Linked DNA regions of Mus musculus: region 1 is linked to region 2. A link is a loop called in an ENCODE intact Hi-C map of the cell type or tissue named here. Cell type or tissue: left cerebral cortex. All regions are shown on one strand. Each heading gives the region's core, and the rest is flanking DNA. Links, peaks and the distances in the headings are about the cores only. Region 1 holds the start of Adi1 (acireductone dioxygenase 1). Region 2 holds the start of Trappc12 (trafficking protein particle complex 12).

Region 1 (8,331 bases), core at 44-8,043, 77 kb before region 2:
AAGAAGGTTCAGAGTTCAAATCCCAGCAACCACATGGTGGCTCACAACCATCCATAACGAGATCTGACTCCCTCTTCTGGAGTGTCTGAAGACAGCTACAGTGTACTTACAAATAATCAATAAATAAATCTTTAAAAAAATTTATTTTGAGACAGGGTTTCTCTATGTAGCTTTGGCTGTTCTGGAACTCACTTTGTAGAGCAGAATGGCCTCAAACCCACAGAGATCCACCTCCTTCTGCCTCCCAAGGTCTGGAGTTTAAAGGTCTGTGGTCCAGATGGTTTGTTTCTTTCCTTTTTTTTTTTTTTAAATAAGTTTGTTTTTCAAGATTTATTTATTATTATACACAAGTACACTGTAGCTGACTTCAGACACACCAGAAGAGGGTGTCAGATCTCATTACGGGTGGTTGTGAGCCACCATGTGGTTGCTGGGATTTGAACTCAGGACATTTGGAAGGGCAGTCAGTGCTCTTACCCACTGAGCCATCTCGCCAGCACCAGAAGGTTTGTTTCTTAATACACAGATAGCAACTTAAAAATCTTATTGGACACTTTCAAGTGAAGATAGCTATGTCTCTGTCACCCAGCTTCGAAAATTCCAACATTTGATAAGCTAGCTTCGAAAGGTATTCTGGGATTGTTCCTTGTTTAAGCCAGAGGCAGGAATATACTTATTTCCTGTCTGGTAGGCACTCACTGGGTTTCCTTGATGTGTAGGACCCATGTCAGTCTCAGTGATTCTCATTATCCACGTCTTCTGGTTACCCATGCTTATTTATAGATGGGCCCTTGAGTTTCAGGTGCGCTGTTATTTTCCGTTCTTTGTTGTCCAACGCCAGCTCCTGTACCCCGGAGTCTCACGTAGCTTCCAGCCATTGCTGCATCTTCAATTAGTTATTATGCCCACCCACCCCCCTTAGCATTTTTCATTTCCCACAAAGCCCTCCGGGCTCTTCCAGTTTGAAAACATTAATTCAGTTCTGACCTTAACATGGAAAGTAGCTTGAAGCTAAGCTCCAAAATGGGTGGGTTTCACATTTTCCTGCCTGGTCTGAGTAGAAGGGTCCATGAAGAGAGCCCGAGGACCCAGGGCAAGTGCAGTTCTGCCTGCCTCTTGTGTCCCTTGAGTCCCTCCTCTACTGGACACACAGGAAGCAAGAGGCGTGGACAGCATGGCCATGGGTGTGGACATCTGTCTTGGCGTGCTTCTCTTTGGCCTCTCCTGCCTGGTCTTGACCCTAACTGGCTGCTGCTCAGAGCAACATCCCAGTCCTACAGATACCATGGGGATTTTTTTGTTGTTGTTCTTTTGGCGGGGTTTTTGTTTGTTTGTTTGGTGTTTTGCTTTAGCTGTGATGGCTAGAATTTTCCAGAAGACTGGATGCCAGATGTTACATAAAGAGCCCTTCCTCTGACTTTCTAGTAAGCTGTAGAGAAAGTTGTTGGCAGCTGTCCTGTGGCTCGCATCCATCCCCAGAACCCATGTGTGGAGAGTCCATGCCAGTCCTCAGAATAGAGATGGCAGGACCTTTAACAGGCTGTTAGACCCCTGTCCTCAGAAGGATTCATTAGTTCTCTCTAGACTCCACATACTTCCTGTGAGAGAAGGCAACAGAAGACCATCTCTGCATCTCTGGCTTCCTGTGTCCCTCAAACATGTTTCTACTATGGCACTGTCTACTGTGAAGCAATGCAGCTGGCGTTCCTTACCAGAGGCCAAACAGATGAGGCTGGCTAATACTGACCCTCAACTCACCAACCTTTGACCTAAATATATCTTTTTCTTATAAAGAACAGAGCCTCAGGTTTTGTGTTATAGCAACGGGAGATGGGTTAATACATTAAATTATATATAATTAATAAATTAAATATGCCACCACACAGAGAAAAGAGGTTGAGGAATGGAGTGAGACAAGAGAGGATACAAGATACAAGGAGGGAGGGAGAGAGAGAGAGAGAGAAAAGGGAGGACAGGAAGAGAGAGGAACTGGGAGGGAGGAAATGTGCTGGAGACAGACTGATTAACATCTGAGAGCCGCATCCCACATCAGGCCACAGTGAAAGCCACTGTAATCCTTCTCAGGTGTGTGAACTGAAAAGACTTGTTGGAGTACGGCCATCTGCGTGCTAAAGTGACCAAACAGTAAGGACAAGAAATAGGGCCCTCAAAGTGCGGTGAAGCTTGGAGCAAAAGCGGCACAGCGGAAGCAATATGTTAATGGTTCACGGGAGGCTCAGCTGTCTGCTACTAAGGTGAGACAAGCCACGTGACCAGTCACTGTGGTCTTCACCCAGGTCAACAAAGGTAAGAACAAGACATTAAAAAAACCTGTCCTTGCTGAAGCAGGAAAATGCCAGAGGATAGGTTTCAATACTCTGTGTAGAGGAAGCACAGCCCATCGCTCGCTGTACATGACCTCATGGAGGGCAGACCTCGGCTCCCTCAGCTCTAGGTTCCCTTTCTCCATCCAGCCCACTGGGCGCTGGGATCAGGAACCTATGCCAAAATGCTGGCAGTGTGGCAACGTTTTCCGCTCATCACTGTGTGAGGTCTCTCTGGGTTACATCCATGCACTGGGCAGGGCTAACCTGTTAGCTTGCAAACAAGGTAAAAGCTCTAACCCCCATGGTCAGAAGGGTTAGATACACAGTAAGCAGATATAAATTATTAATAGCACACAGCAGGACCCACAGTTAAACAGAGCCAGGTACATCCTGTTACCTCTTTGGAATGCTCTGTGAGCTAAGGATTTTATTGTTTCTGAGAAATTCTCTTATGATGTAGCCCAGGCTGGCCTCAAATTTAAATCTGCCCCGGCCTCTCTAGTGCTGGGATTATATTATGACTTTCCACCTTAAGAATATCTTGTGGGCCTGTAGAGTGGTTAAGGGCACCGGCTGCTCTTGTAGGGGATCCTGGTTTGGCTACCAGCCCCCACATGGTGCCTCGCCACTGTTCCAGATCTAATGTCTTTTTCTGGCCTCTTCAGGCATTAAAGACTTGTGCAGCATATATATCCACGCATGCAAGCAAACGTTCATGCACATAGAAAACAAAACCAAAAGAAATAAATCTTTAAGAATGTTTTTGTAAACCATTTGTGGTGGTGCAGGCCTTTAGTCCTAGCACTTGGGAGGCAGAGGCAGGTGGATGTCTGTGAGTTCGAGGCCAGCCTGGTCTGCACATCAAGAAATCGAGTCCAGGACAGCCAGGGCTATTCCACAGAAAAACAAAAAGCAAGACAAAACAAAAGTTTTGTAGGGTTTTTTCTCTTCATTTTTTTTTTTAAATGCAGTATTGGCAGCATGTTTTTGTTACTCCTGCTGCTGTTTAAGACTGAATCTTGCTTATTAGCCCAGCCTGGCCTTAAACTCTTAATCCTCCTGCCACAATTTCTCAAGAGCTAGAGTCACATGCATGCATCCCTATGCTCAAACCTAAGACTAGCCTTTATCTTTAGATCACCGCTATGGGGTTGGGTACAGTGGCGCACACTTTTAATCCCAGCACTAGAGAGGCAGATACAAGTGAGTGTGAAGCCAGCTTGGTCTGAAGGTTCCGAGCTGGCCAGGGCTACATAATGAAACCCTGACGAAAAACAACAGCAACCACAAGAATGACTTTTATACAGGAACCTACGCACTACCCTCACATTCTTTCAAAGCCTAGCGGGGGACCAGCCCAGACTGGTTTGCAATGATGGAGACTAGCTGTCTTTCAAAACATCTCAACTGTTCTCTCTCAGTTCTTAACTGGGGCAATAAATTCTGGTCATGAAACATGATTCTGGGCTGCTGCTGGCTATTCTGGAAGAAACAGTTCAAGTTCAGAGGAGTCTCCTTCAAAGGAGAACTCTCATGGGCAGGATGCTGCGGGAGATGGAGGAGGGCTGTTTTCCATGATTCTCCTTGAACTGGTGCTGGCAAATGCGGAGCCCCCCACCCCCAATTCCTTGGGGCATCTTGACCGACTTACTTTTCTAAAGTATGATGCTCTTGGCATGAACCTGCTGCCCTCTCTCATCCCAGTTGATCTCTGCATAAGACAGAAGCCAACACACAGTGCTCGGGGATCCCGCTGTGTTGCTCTAGCCAGAAGCAGGCAAGGGGCAGGCAGCCTTCCTGACTCAAGACTCTTATTTCTACAGCTGAACAAAGGTTTTGCTTCTTGCTCTGTATTTTAGCAGCTTTTTAAGCAGAATTTTAGGTGAGGCTTCCTGAGTTCAAACCCCTGCCTTAGCACTTGCTGTGGACTTTTTCTTTTCTTTTTTTTTTTTTTTTGGTTTTTGAATTTTGGTTTTTTGAGACAGGGTTTCTCTGTGTAGCTCTGGCTGTCCTGGAACTCACTCTGTAGACCAGGCTGGCTTCAAACTCAGAAATCTGCCTGCCTCTGGCTCCCAAGTGCTGGGATTAAAGGTGTGCGCCACCACTGACAAGCACAAAAAATTCTTTAAAGCTATCTGGTCCTCAGTTGTCATACTTTTAAACTACGGTAATTTTTTTCTATCAAAGATGGCTATCCCACCAAGGGCCACTATTCCACAAACCTCCCTATTTGTTAAAATCTTGTGTGGTCCTGTTACCCAACCCTGAGATGACAGCCATTTGTTGTTCTTACTCTTTATAACACCCTTGCCGTTTGCAGTTAACGAATTAGCATCATATTATGAGGTCTAAGTCCCACCAATGGAACTTTCTTTTTTCTTTCTTTCTTTCTTTTTTTTTTTAAGATTTATTTACTTATTATATGTAAGTATACTGTAGCTGTCTTCAGACACCCCAGAAGAGGGCGCCAGATCTCGTTATGGATGGTTGTGAGCCATCATGTGGTTGCTGGGAATTGAACTCAGGACCTTCAGAAGAGCAGTCAGTGCTCTTAACCACTGAGCCATCTCTCCAGCCCCCCCCCCCCCCATGGGACTTTCTTAATCAGATTTTGAAGAAACACCCATCTTTAATCTGTGCTGCACCTTCGGATAGCATGGAGGTTAGTTTCATTTACTTATTTTAGGTTTATTTAGAAGCGTTTTGCCTTGGATATGCAACACGTGTGAACATAGCCACAGAATTCAGAAGAGCGCAGCAGATCCCCCAGAACTGGAGTTATGGGTGGTTGTGAACTACCAAGTGGCTGCAGGGAATTGCATCTGGGTTCTCTGAAAGAGCAACAGATGCCCTTAACTGCTCGAGCCATCTTTTCAGCACCATGACGGGTTTATTTTAACAGTCATGTTAACATAGCTAGAATCACCTAGGAGGTGAGTAGTAATGAGAAACGGTCTAGATCAGGTTGGCCTGTGGCCTGTCTATGGGGGACTATCTAGATTGCATTAATTTAAAAAGAAAGTATAGAAAGGGTCCGAGCACTAGTGAACACACATGCATTCATTTCTCTCTGCTCTTGGCTATGAACTAGCTGCTTCAAGTTCCTCTTCTGACAATTCTGCTGCCCCGAATGATGGAATTTAACCTGGAACTGTGAGCCAAGTAAACCCTTTCTGCCTGAAAGCTGCCTTTGTAAGAATATTTTATCATAGCATTTGCAAGGAAAACAGGGTAGACACATAACTGCCGAGGAGGCTGTGGATATGCCACCACCTTCTCCAGAGGGTGAGACGCCTTTCCTGGTCCTGAATTCTACCTGAGCGGTCACGCCCTCCCGACAACTCCGCCCTACACCCCGCCCACCACCGTTGGGGCTCCTTCAAGCAACGCCCCTTCCAGCCAGTTAGTGGAAGCCGCCGCCGCCACCATGGTGCAGGCCTGGTATATGGACGAGTCCACCGCCGACCCGCGGAAGCCCCACCGCGCACAGCCCGACCGCCCCGTGAGCCTGGAGCAGCTGCGCACGCTCGGAGTGCTCTATTGGAAGGTACGAGTGCAGGCCGGAGCACCACGCGCCTGCGCACGCGCACGCCGTGACGGGGTGGGCCGGGTGGGGGTGGGGATGGGGGCTAGGGTGCTGCGCAAGCTCAGCAAGGCCGCCGTTTCCAGAGATTTCCATAACTGCAGAGAAGGCTTTGGGCTGGTGGCGCCTGCTTTCCTCTTGGTACTCGCGCGCGTTCACAGCTAGTGTTTGCAAACGCACGGCCAGCTGCCAGTCACATGGTAGTGTCACGGGTAACGCAGTTCAAACACAGGAAAGCCGCAGAGAATCTGGGGTTAGTGGAGGGGTAACTGGATCTAGCCTGTGTGCATTGGTATGGTCAAAATGAAGTGCAAACCAACTGGCCTTGGAGCCATGCCTGAGGAACGTTTGATGAGTCCTTTGCAGAGTCATGCCCCTTAAAAACCATGAAGGCCTGCTCACCACATGCTGTGCTCACAGCTGAAGCAGCGTCCACAGGTCGGGTGGCCACGTTAAGGTGGGAACGACGCTCAAATCCATGTCTGCAAGTAATAGGAGGATATTTTTGGGATAGGAAGCGGGGGAAATAGGTGATTGGAGAAGAATCTGGGTTGTGCACATATGAAATCAAGGCTTTGCATGGGACGGACTTGGTGATGCAATTTTGTCCTGGATCAGCAAGCATGGCTTCAGGGTTGTGGGGTTGGGGTCAGCAAGGCCTCTGGCATTCCTGTTGAGTTAGTCTTTGCTCCCACGGCAGAAGTTGCTAGGGAAAGGGGACAGAGCAGGGTGACAGAAAGGCCCCTTATGACTACAACGTTGGAGTGAAAGAGCTTTTGGAATACTGCCTTCGTCCCTTCCTTCGATCATCACGGATACCTTAGATTAGGAGTCACACTCAGGACTTTGTATCTACACCAGATCTGTAAACAACAGGAACTGGCTGCCCAGTAGAGACTGGAACCCGATTAGGTGCTTTGGGTGTCTGGTGAAGGCCCCCTCATAGCTGACTTCTATGAAACCTTAAACAGCTCCTCAGGGCAGTAGAGCCACTCATCTCAATCAGGAGCAGCTGTGACCCCACCGGGAGCCAGGAGGCCCACCTCTTACGTCATCCTGTGGGTGAAGTTTCCACATTAGGAAGGGGCGCATTCAGCCAGTTCCAGGGGGTCTCATGTTCTCTCCTGGCCTTTGTGGACACCAGACACTAGAGTGGTGCCCAGACATACAAGCACTCATACAGACACATAAAATATATTGATGCCTGTGTGTTGGTGTGTTGTTCCATGATAATAAAATATGCACTTCATTGTAAAACAAAGTTAAATGTCACTAAATTCATTGCTAGTAGTTTCATGTAGGGTTTCAGATTAGTTCTGTCAGCCTTTGGAGATCCAGTCGTGAAGTGCGTGTCCTTGGCTTTGGACCTTAAAGAATAGGTAGGGGCTGGAGAGATGGCTCAGCGGTTAAGAGCACTGACTGCTCTTCCAGAGATCCTGAGTTCAATTCCCAGCAACCACATGGTGGCTCACAACCGTCTATAATGGGATCTGATGCCCTCTTCTGGTGTGCCTGAGACAGCTACAGTACTCATATAAAATAAATAAATAAATAAATCTAAAAAAATTTTTTTAAAAAGTAGGTAGGATTGTGATAAATCACAAATTGTGAGTGGGACCTTGAGATGTGGGACCTTGCCATGAAAGGGTATGAGTATGAATTTTTTTCTTTTTTTGAGATGGATTTTTGCTATGTAGTCCAGGCTAGCTCTCTACTCACAATTCTCTCCTGCATTCTGAATCGCTGGAACTATAGTCATGAGCCACAACATTATTCAGTAAATTTTAAGAGTAGTGAATGGTTTTTTTTTTTTTTTAATTTAGAATCTAGATTTCTTTTGCAGTAGAAGAATGGGGCAGAGAGAAGCAGAAAAGTTAAATGGGGCCAGAGGATTGCCACTCCAGTCCATCTCAATGAACTTGAGCTTGGTCTGTGGGCCTGGGAAGCATGCTGACCACAGAGAGTCTAGTGAGACTTGCTGCATGGAAGATGGCAGAGTGGCCACACACACTGAGTGAGTGTTGTCTTGGCATCTGTGAGGAAGAAGGACTTCACCTGCAAATGTGGAGGACCCAGCAGGACTCTAGCAGAACTGGAATTTCCACCTGGCACTGTGAAAATGGATGATCCATCAAGAGAGGAGGTGGAGGGCTGTGCTAGGATGGGCAAAGAATAAGCAGTGCTCTGTTAGGATGATCCAGCCACAGGTCTGGAAGGACGTGTTGCTATGTTTCCATCACAGGGCCGGGGAGCAGACCTAGAGCCTTGTGCACCACTAGGCAAGCACTATACCAGGGAGTTATACTCCCCGCTTAGCTGCTATGCATCCTTGTGCTAAGGTGACCTCCACTTTGCTTAAACTTACATAGCTAGATGCTGACAAGTATGAGAACGATCCAGAACTGGAAAAGATCCGGAAAA
Region 2 (8,331 bases), core at 140-8,139:
ACAAGCCTAAGAAGCACACTCAGTACGTGCTGCTTAGGCGGCTTCAGGTATAGGTGCTGTCAAGCCCAGTAACTAGGAAAGCCAGAGTTACTACAAGCCTCTCTGTTGTACACAGATCTAGAAGGAGATTACACGCAGTGAGATATGGACATAAAAACAGTCCTCATCCTACCTGAATGTTGTCAAACTTGAGGCCAGGCATAGTGAGGTTCTCCTTGTCTATGAACACAGTGCCATACTGCTGGGTTGCTACTGACATCAGGACTTCTCTGGTCGCCTGACTGGGAAGCCATGCGTCATTCCTCCGGTCCATCTCACTCATGCTCAGGGCTGTGGCGAAGGGGTCATCACTTCCAGCAAACACAGCCTGGATCTGTGAAAATGGCTTTGGAGATTCAGGGACATCCAGAGGGGCCCGAGAAACACCTGATTCCGATCTATCCATCCTTGTGGAGTAAGATGGGCTGGTGGAATCCGGGGACTTCTCTCCTACAGGGGCAGTGAGTGAAGACAGCTTTTCTGGAACTGGGGAACCTGCATTGGGATTACTGACTGAAATGAAAGTAGAAGTTGTGAAGGAATCAAAGAAGTCAGAGGCCAAGGAATTAGAGCTCATTGTATCTCCAAAAAATGTACTGAGGCTGGGACTGGGCTGGACCATCGGAGGAGGGGTCTTGGCTGACGTCTCACTGGTGCTACTGAAACTGGGTGATTTCACCATCTGGGACTCGAAGCCATCCTGTAGAAACAGGTGTGGCTGGGAGGGAGTGGCGGTAGCCTGGCTGAAGATGGTGCAGACGGGCAAGGGCTCGTCTTTGGAGGAGGACTGATTGGAGGACACTTCTGAGGTCTGCTCTTCTCGGGGCGCGAGGCTGTCCTTAGGCCCGACTTCCTCCGTGGCAGCATTCTCCAGTGCAGGCATGCTCGTCACATCTTCCTGTGTTGAGTCTTCCTTCAGAGAGGCTCTGCTATCAGGTGTCATGTCTGAGATGTCTCTGGGAGTGTCGTCTCCATCGGTTTCACTGCCATTACTCAGAGTGTCCACCACTTCTTTGTCTGTGCTACTGGGCAGTCGGTGATCAGTGGCACCTCTGGGGGGCTCCCCAACATCCTGTAGACAGCCGAGGTCGCCAACGTCCCCCTCGCTGTTGTTAGGAGAGTCGGAGATGAGCACACTTTCCATCATGTGCTCATTAAGCTTATCTCCGAAGTTGTGAGACCCTTCCGATGTGGGCTCGTTCTCTTCAGATGCAAACTCATCTCCACCAAGATCAATGGTCTCTTCATGGTACAATGGCTGGCTCTCCTCCTCCCGAGACATAGGCTCCGGGATGTTTTCAGGACCTGCCTGGGCTGAAGGAGATGCCTCACTTGGGCTCTGCTCACCATCTTTAGCTGTTTCCATGTTGTCTAAAAATAGAGGCAGTCGTGAATCACTCCACTGTTTTATTTCAAGTATGGGTAAATAAACTTGTTTTCTTTTCTGAGAGAGGATTTCACATAACGTGCGTGGACTTGAACTCACAACCTCTGCGGTTCTGAGACATAGGCTGTACTACTTTTATCTTATCGCTCAGTGGAACACATGTTTAATAGTTCCACATCCAAGGGGCACAAATTAAAAGTTTTTCTTTTTCTAGTTTACTTAATTTTAATTAGGATAAAATACACATAAAACTTGCTAGCCCTTTTTCTTTTTTTCTTTTTTTTTGGTTTTTTGAGACAGGGTTTCTCTGTGTAGCTCTGGCTGTCCTGGAACTCACTCTGTAGGCCAGGCTGGCCTCGAACTCAGAAATCTGCCTGCCTCTGCCTCCCAAGTGCTAGGATTAAAAGCATGCATCACCACTGCCCAGCTTAGCTACCATTTTTTAAAGTATACAGTTCAGTAATGTTTAATACATTCTCATTATTGTCCAATTAACCTCCAGAATTTTTGTCATCTTGCAAAAACAGGAGTTCTATACCCATTTAATAAAACAGATGACCACCATCCTATTTCCCATCTTTTATATTTCCTGGGGACCTCAAGTGAGTAGAATCATAAGGCATTCATCATGACATCCTTGGCCCATTGCAATACACAGTGTATCAGTAAACAAGTGCTGTCTGCCCTTACCGTGAAGGTGGGATCGTCCCTGCCCCCACATCAGGCTCAACCATGTCTATCTCATAGTGTCCTCCGTCCAAGGGCCTTGTCTGGGTGCTAACAATAGCAACACATCTTGAGCGTGAAAAGAAGCGCTTGTGAACAGCTAGAAGGTAACCATTGGCACCAGTGTGAAGCTCATCCGTGGACACTGCTCTGCTCTGCCCAGACCCTCCACTCAGGAATCCAGTATGAAGCCGCTTCCCCAGCAGACTCTGAGGCATGCTGGGAGCACTGACCTGATGATGCCTTTTGGCCCCTCTTTCTGTCAGGCTACGGTAGTCTTCTCTGTTGGCTATTGTAAGCCCTGACTGCATGAGGTGTTGCTGTCTACCGGCTGCCCCAGCCTGCTCTGTGCTATTTGCCCTCTTTGCTTCCTGAGCGCCAAGTCCTCTGAACTGGAACGCACAGCCACCACAGTCCATTCCTCACGGCAGGACACCCATGCCGCAGCACCAATGGGCTTTCCTTCCCTTGGACAGGTGAGTAACAACACAGCACTGCAGGCGTGCGCCAGTTAGCGCATCCATTTACTTGTCAAATGGATGCTTGGGTTCCTTCTAGCCTCGAGCAATCGTGCACAGTGCTTCTGTGAACAGGATGTGTGTCTGTGTGTGTGCGTCTTTGAGACTCTAATTTCAATTCTTTGGTACAGCAAATTCCTATTTCAATGCCCAGAAATCAATGTGCTAGATCATGGCCATCAAATTTTTCTTTTGAGACTGGGTCTTATGTACCCAAAGCCACAGTAAACTTAACTGTTGCTATGTATCAAGGACCACTTTGATCTCTCTCTCTCTCTCTCTTCCCCCCCGCCCCCCGACAGGGTTTCTCTGTATAGCCTGTCCTGGAACTCTCTCTGTAGATCAGGCTGGCCTTGAACTCAGAAAACTGCTTGCCTTTGACTCCCAATTGCTGGGATTAAAGGCATGCACCAACACTGCCCGACCACTTATTTGTTTTTAAAGAGAGAGTTTCTCCAAGTAGCCCTGGCTGTCCTGGAACTCACTCTGTAGATCAGGCTACCCTCGAACTCAGAGATCAGTCTGCCTGTGCCTCCTGAGCGCTCAGAGAAAAGGACCACCACTGCCAAGAGCAATCACAGACCTGCAGTTCCTTCCTGCAACAGCATACACACACTCCGATTTCACCACACACTGGCTGGCTGATACTTTTTTTTTTTTAACATTTATTTAGCTTTTTAATATGTGTGAGAGTTTGTTTTTATAAATCAAGGTCGTAGGTAACCTAAGCTGGCCTTAAATTTGTTATATAGCCTAAGACGACTTTGAACTCCTGAACATCCTGCCTCTACTTCTCAAATGATACAGGCTCAGCACCAACACCTCGTCTTACTGTATTTATTCATTTGTCTATTTATGGTCAGAAGACAATCATGTGGAAGAACAACTCTTCTTCCATCGTGTGGGTCCTGTGGATGCAGCTCAGATTATCAGGAATGGTGACAGACACTGAGCCATCCTGTCAACCCTTGTTTTAGTTTTTAGACTCTATTCATTCTTTCTTTCTTTTGAGGGGGTTGGGGTGTCTCCCTATTTAGCCCAGACTGACCTCAAACTTAAAATATTCCACATCACAATCTCCCGAATGCTTACAGGAAGGAATCACTTTTCCCACACAACACTACTCATTCGTCAGTGGTCAGGTTATGTCTATGGCACCCCATCCTCTATCTCTTAACCCCGACTCTGGCTTACTGCAGTGCTTCATTTATTGTGGGGCTATGACACACCGAGGTCGACAGGAGCAAAAGTTGGGGCAAACCAAAAACATAGCTCGAACACTGGTGATGTAACACGGGCACCTTCTAAGCATGCTAACGAACCCGCACTTTATACACATAAAACCGAGGTCAGGAGGGTGTGTACCTTGTCCAAAACCACAGGGAGCACACAGAATTGGCTAAAGCCCGAAGGAGCCAGCCCCTCGTGGGGCTACTCTGCGTGGCCGAGAGCGGTTGATTACGCGAGGACGCCGCCCTCTGTGGGAAGGTCAAGGGTACCGGCGACCCTCCTCACTGCGACCCGCTCCTCACCTGCCACCCGCCCCTGAGGTCGGGTCACCCACAGGCGAAAAGGGTCCGAAGAGATGACGGAAGACCGGAAGTAAACTCAAGATCCAAGGTCCCGCGCGTTTGTGCGTCTGCGTGTGCTGGCCGCGGAGACCCGACTTCCGCACATGCTCAGTTTGGGAGCCGCTAAGCTCTCCACTGGAAGCCGGGCGCATATCCGGCTCAAGAGCTGTGGGCGGGGCCTAAGGCCAAACTGGGTAGGGGACAAGGATGGTCCTGGAGATTGAAGAAAATCGTCTGTCCTTGGGCCTGTCACCAACCAAGGATGTTTTTTCCTAGGATTTTATCTTTGTGCTAGTTGATTCTCCACGTTTCCCCCCTTGTGTCTGTGGCAGTGTGTGCTAACATCCGTAAAGTTGCGGGGAGGAATTAAGGAGTCAAGAGTCAGCCTTGCTTGCTGAACTCATGGTTGGTTGAGAATCGTCCTCAAGTCAAGAACCTTGCTTTCTTGATTTTCTGTGTCACATTTCTATGACAACGTAAAAACACAGCTCTCATCTCAAAGGGAAGAAGAATTTATTCTGTGAGTGACTATAGCTTGGGAACATAGATTCAGGTCACCGTAGATTCTGCCCTACATGATAACAATTTGATGAAGTTTTACAGTAACAACCAAAAATACCTACTTCTTAAGCACACTTCGGAAGCAGTGGGTAGGTGGGTAGGTCTCAGGTGCTATCTCATGACTTTCATAGCTTTGGGATCGGTGGAAGCTAGTTGCCAGAGGTTTTATCAGAAAGTCAAGGTAAGACAAAGGTGGGCAATGGATGACTACTAAGGGGGCTAATGGTAGCATCACAGAAACTGCTGTCATGAAGGTCAGTCAAGAGATAATGGCAAAGTCAAAACACAGAAGAAACGCGTGTGGAGATCCAGAACTTCATAGAACCAAGACAGTTCATTTCCTATGGTGCATTCTTGCAGTATTTTCCATGCCAGGTCCTAGAGCCTTCTGTCTCTGAGAGCTCTGGACAGTTTAGATCGTGGGCTTAGTTGTGTCTCTGTGCAGGACTGGGTGGTTACGTGAAGTGCACACCGCTCGCTGTATGTCACTGCCCACTTACACCATCACCACAGTCTTGACTCAAGCTTGCAGCATCTTATCTTTAAATGGACATCTAAGAGCCTGCTTCTGAGGCTGGATCGAAGGTCCTGGCAGTGGGTTGGGCAGTGCTCTGGTGCTCAGGACCACGGTTTAGGAGTAAAGCTCTGCCAACCATAATGCCAAGTTAACTGTTCTCTTTAGGGCTCAGATCTTTGGAACTTGAGGGAGCAGCGCAGGATAAGAGCGCCGCCCTGATGGACGTCCATTCCCGCTGCTTTTGCTCCGGGCCCGGCCTTCCAACCCAGGATCTCCTGTAGCTGCTGGGTCTCATGAAAGGCCAAATGAGCATGCGCAGAATAAAGGCCCAGCTGCCATTGGCCACCGGGGAGGAGCGTATTGATGACGCGACGAAGAAAACAGGAAGTGAGCCGTCAGGGAGCCGGTCTGGGTCTCGTAGTCCATTTTTCAGGCGGGGAATGAATGGGTTCTGAGCGATCCCTGGTGAGGGGGGACTCGAGCTCTGAGGCGTGAGTAGCTGGGTAGGCAGAGTATCATGGAAGACGACGCCCCGGTGATTTACGGGCTGGAATTCCAGGTGAGCATGGCGGAGTCGGTGAGGTGCCGCCTGTGCCTGGCCCTCACCAGAGAGCGCCCACACTCAGTCTGGTTCCAAGGATTCTGGGCTTCAAGGCCCGGATTTGGGGAGAGGGTACGCGCAGGGAGTGTGGCCAAGTGAGGGCCAGGGCTGGCATAGACAGCAGAGGGTGAGCACTCGGCCTCGCAGGTGACTTGATTACACTCGCACTTCTGGGGTCTTGAGTAGCAATTATTGACCATTGAGTTGTGTGTTGGATACTGCTCAGTACAAGAGCATTAAAGAGGGACTTCGTGGGGAGGGGAGTTGCTGGCTGGCTGGTCTGTTATGAAGCATTTTGCTCACTCAGGTTGGAAATATACTTGCCTTTTTCCTTATGAACTTTTTATTTCAATAGCTACTAAACTCGTTACAGATTCGAGTCAATAGTGGGATGAGGGTTTCCATCTCCCAGGGAGTTCTTCAGACCTGGACCATGATTTGCTAAGAGCTCACTGGAGACTTCTGCCATTCTCAGCGCCTTCCTGGGTATCCAGAACTCCCATGCTAGGAATCAGGACGACTATTCTACACTCCTCTATTCCTACAAGAATATTCTTGTCTATTCTTTGTTGTCCTGGGAATTACATCTGACATCATCTAGATGGGATCAAATCCAGTGTAGCCTCATTGTCCTCACTCCTTTCTTTTGTGATCCTTCCATAAAAATAAAATCCTTGGACATTGTGTGCTCTTGAACACAAATTTGTAATGATTGCTTTGTGGGGTTGTCCTTCACTTCTGATGGGAGGAGAAACTCAGCTTTCTGCAGGTGATTCTGAATACCCACTATACAGATAAAGAATGAGGCTATGGATGCATAGAGGTATCATATGGTAGGGCTAAGGTCAGACAATGCAGGACAGAGTGAGGCTATGCCTAGATACTGCTACTGAGCTTGTTGAGGGTGTTTCACTCATCTGGGGTATCAGTGTATTTACTTGCAAAATGAGAAGAAATGTGTGGAATATGTTCAGAGTCAATTTTTAGTGTTCCTTTGGAAGCCTAAGTACAAATGGAAGTTACTGGGAGATGTTCCAATTTATCTCAGAGGGGCCTGTCTATGGACTGTGATAATTTTTAAGTGAGATGCATAGCCCCAGTAGTCAGTGTAAACCTTAAAGTGGACAGGCAAGCCTGACTTAACTAAGACAGCGCGCGCACACACACACACACACACACACACACACATTTAATGAACTGTCTTCAGATTGCTCTGTGTACTACCAGTTCAGTGGGAACTTCAGAAGCACTGGGAGGACTCGGGGAACACTACAGGGCCTGCTCTCATTTTCCATGATTTTAGCAGGCCTACAGTCAGCCTGCTGCTTCCTGAGGAAGCCTATGTGCTTGGGGCATCCCACACATGTGTGCTTTCCAGAAGATTTATTTTCATTGTGTGCATGTGAGTGTTTTCTCTGGGTGCATGCATGTGCTCCACATGTGTGCCTGGTGCCCAGGAAGCTCAGAAGAGGGCTCTGGATTCCTTGGAATTGGAGTTAGAGGTGGTTGTGAGCCACCTGATGTGGGTGCTGGAGCCTCTCCGTGAGTATCAAGTTACTCTTAGCTGCTATTTATTTATTATTATTACGTTATTTACTTTCATCTTTATGGTTACTCACAGGCACAGTTCTCCAGATTTTGGGTAATGCCTGAATACTGGGACGGAATTCCAATGCTAGATTCAGCTTCCTTCCTGACAGGTCTCCAGAAGCCTCTTGTTTGTGTCAGCATGTGATTGTCTCCATAGGACAGCATCGTTACACTGGGGAGCTCCCACTGGGGCTGTGCAGCAGTCAGAGCAGCATGGTGCTGCTTACCCGGCCTTCTACTCTCACGCCACCCTGGTCACAGTGTAGTTCCTGGTGGTAGCTGTTCAGGCTTCTTACTTCTTTTCTTTCTTTTTTTTAGATTTATTTATTTTTATTTTCTGTGTATCAGTGTTTCGCTTGCTTTTCTGTCTGTGCAGTGCATGTGCTCACAGAAGCCAGAAGAACTCCTCAGATCCTTTGGCACTGGAGCCACAGATGGTTGTGAGCTACCATTTGGGTACTAGGAATTGAACCTAGGTTCTCTGGAAGTGCAACAGGTATTCTTCACCCCTGAGCCATCTCTTCAGGCCTTCTTTCTTTTGAGATAACTTTTGGTAGCATATTTTCCTAGTGGGTCTATTCATTATTCAGTTGACAAATGTCTTAGCTAGCTTGTTGTCCTCTCACCGTCTTTCCCCAACCCAAGACAGGGTTTCTTAAGTACACTGTAGCTGTTTTCAGACAGACCAGAGAAGAGGGTGACAGATCTCATTACAGATGGTTGTGAGCCACCATGTGGTTGCTGGGATTTGAACTCAGGACCTTCGGAAGAGCAGTCAGTGCTCTTAACCACTGAGCCATCTCTCCAGCCCAAGACAGGGT

The links. Peaks named below come from ENCODE experiments on the same cell type or tissue, not always from the same donor. Only the 100,000 strongest peaks of a DNase experiment are listed, where the experiment ranks them.
Region 1: a loop joins it to region 2, with 4 times the contacts of the local background. A loop is called at or near these places in 2 of 42 quality-filtered maps.

What each region holds. Positions count from the first base shown.
Region 1 is chr12:28,669,499-28,677,829 of GRCm38, forward strand. It overlaps Adi1 (acireductone dioxygenase 1), which reads left to right and starts at 5,709. Exons shown (of 4, transcript NM_134052.2): 1 at 5,709-5,874; 2 at 8,280-8,331. The coding sequence starts at 5,755. In left cerebral cortex, for the core only: CTCF peaks have their summits at 4,789 (motif pointing right), 4,995 and 7,402 (motif pointing left); a DNase peak (open chromatin) is centred at 5,887; H3K4me3 peaks cover 1,691 bases; H3K27ac peaks cover 1,914 bases.
Region 2 is chr12:28,746,127-28,754,457 of GRCm38, forward strand. Trappc12 (trafficking protein particle complex 12) reads right to left here and starts at 4,274. Exons shown (of 12, transcript NM_178811.5): 1 at 4,036-4,274; 2 at 173-1,410. The coding sequence starts at 1,405. It overlaps Eipr1 (EARP complex and GARP complex interacting protein 1), which reads left to right and starts at 5,693. Exons shown (of 9, transcript NM_201357.3): 1 at 5,693-5,878. The coding sequence starts at 5,837. In left cerebral cortex, for the core only: no CTCF peak of the experiment used is centred there; DNase peaks (open chromatin) are centred at 4,361 and 5,652; H3K4me3 peaks cover 3,290 bases; H3K27ac peaks cover 2,254 bases.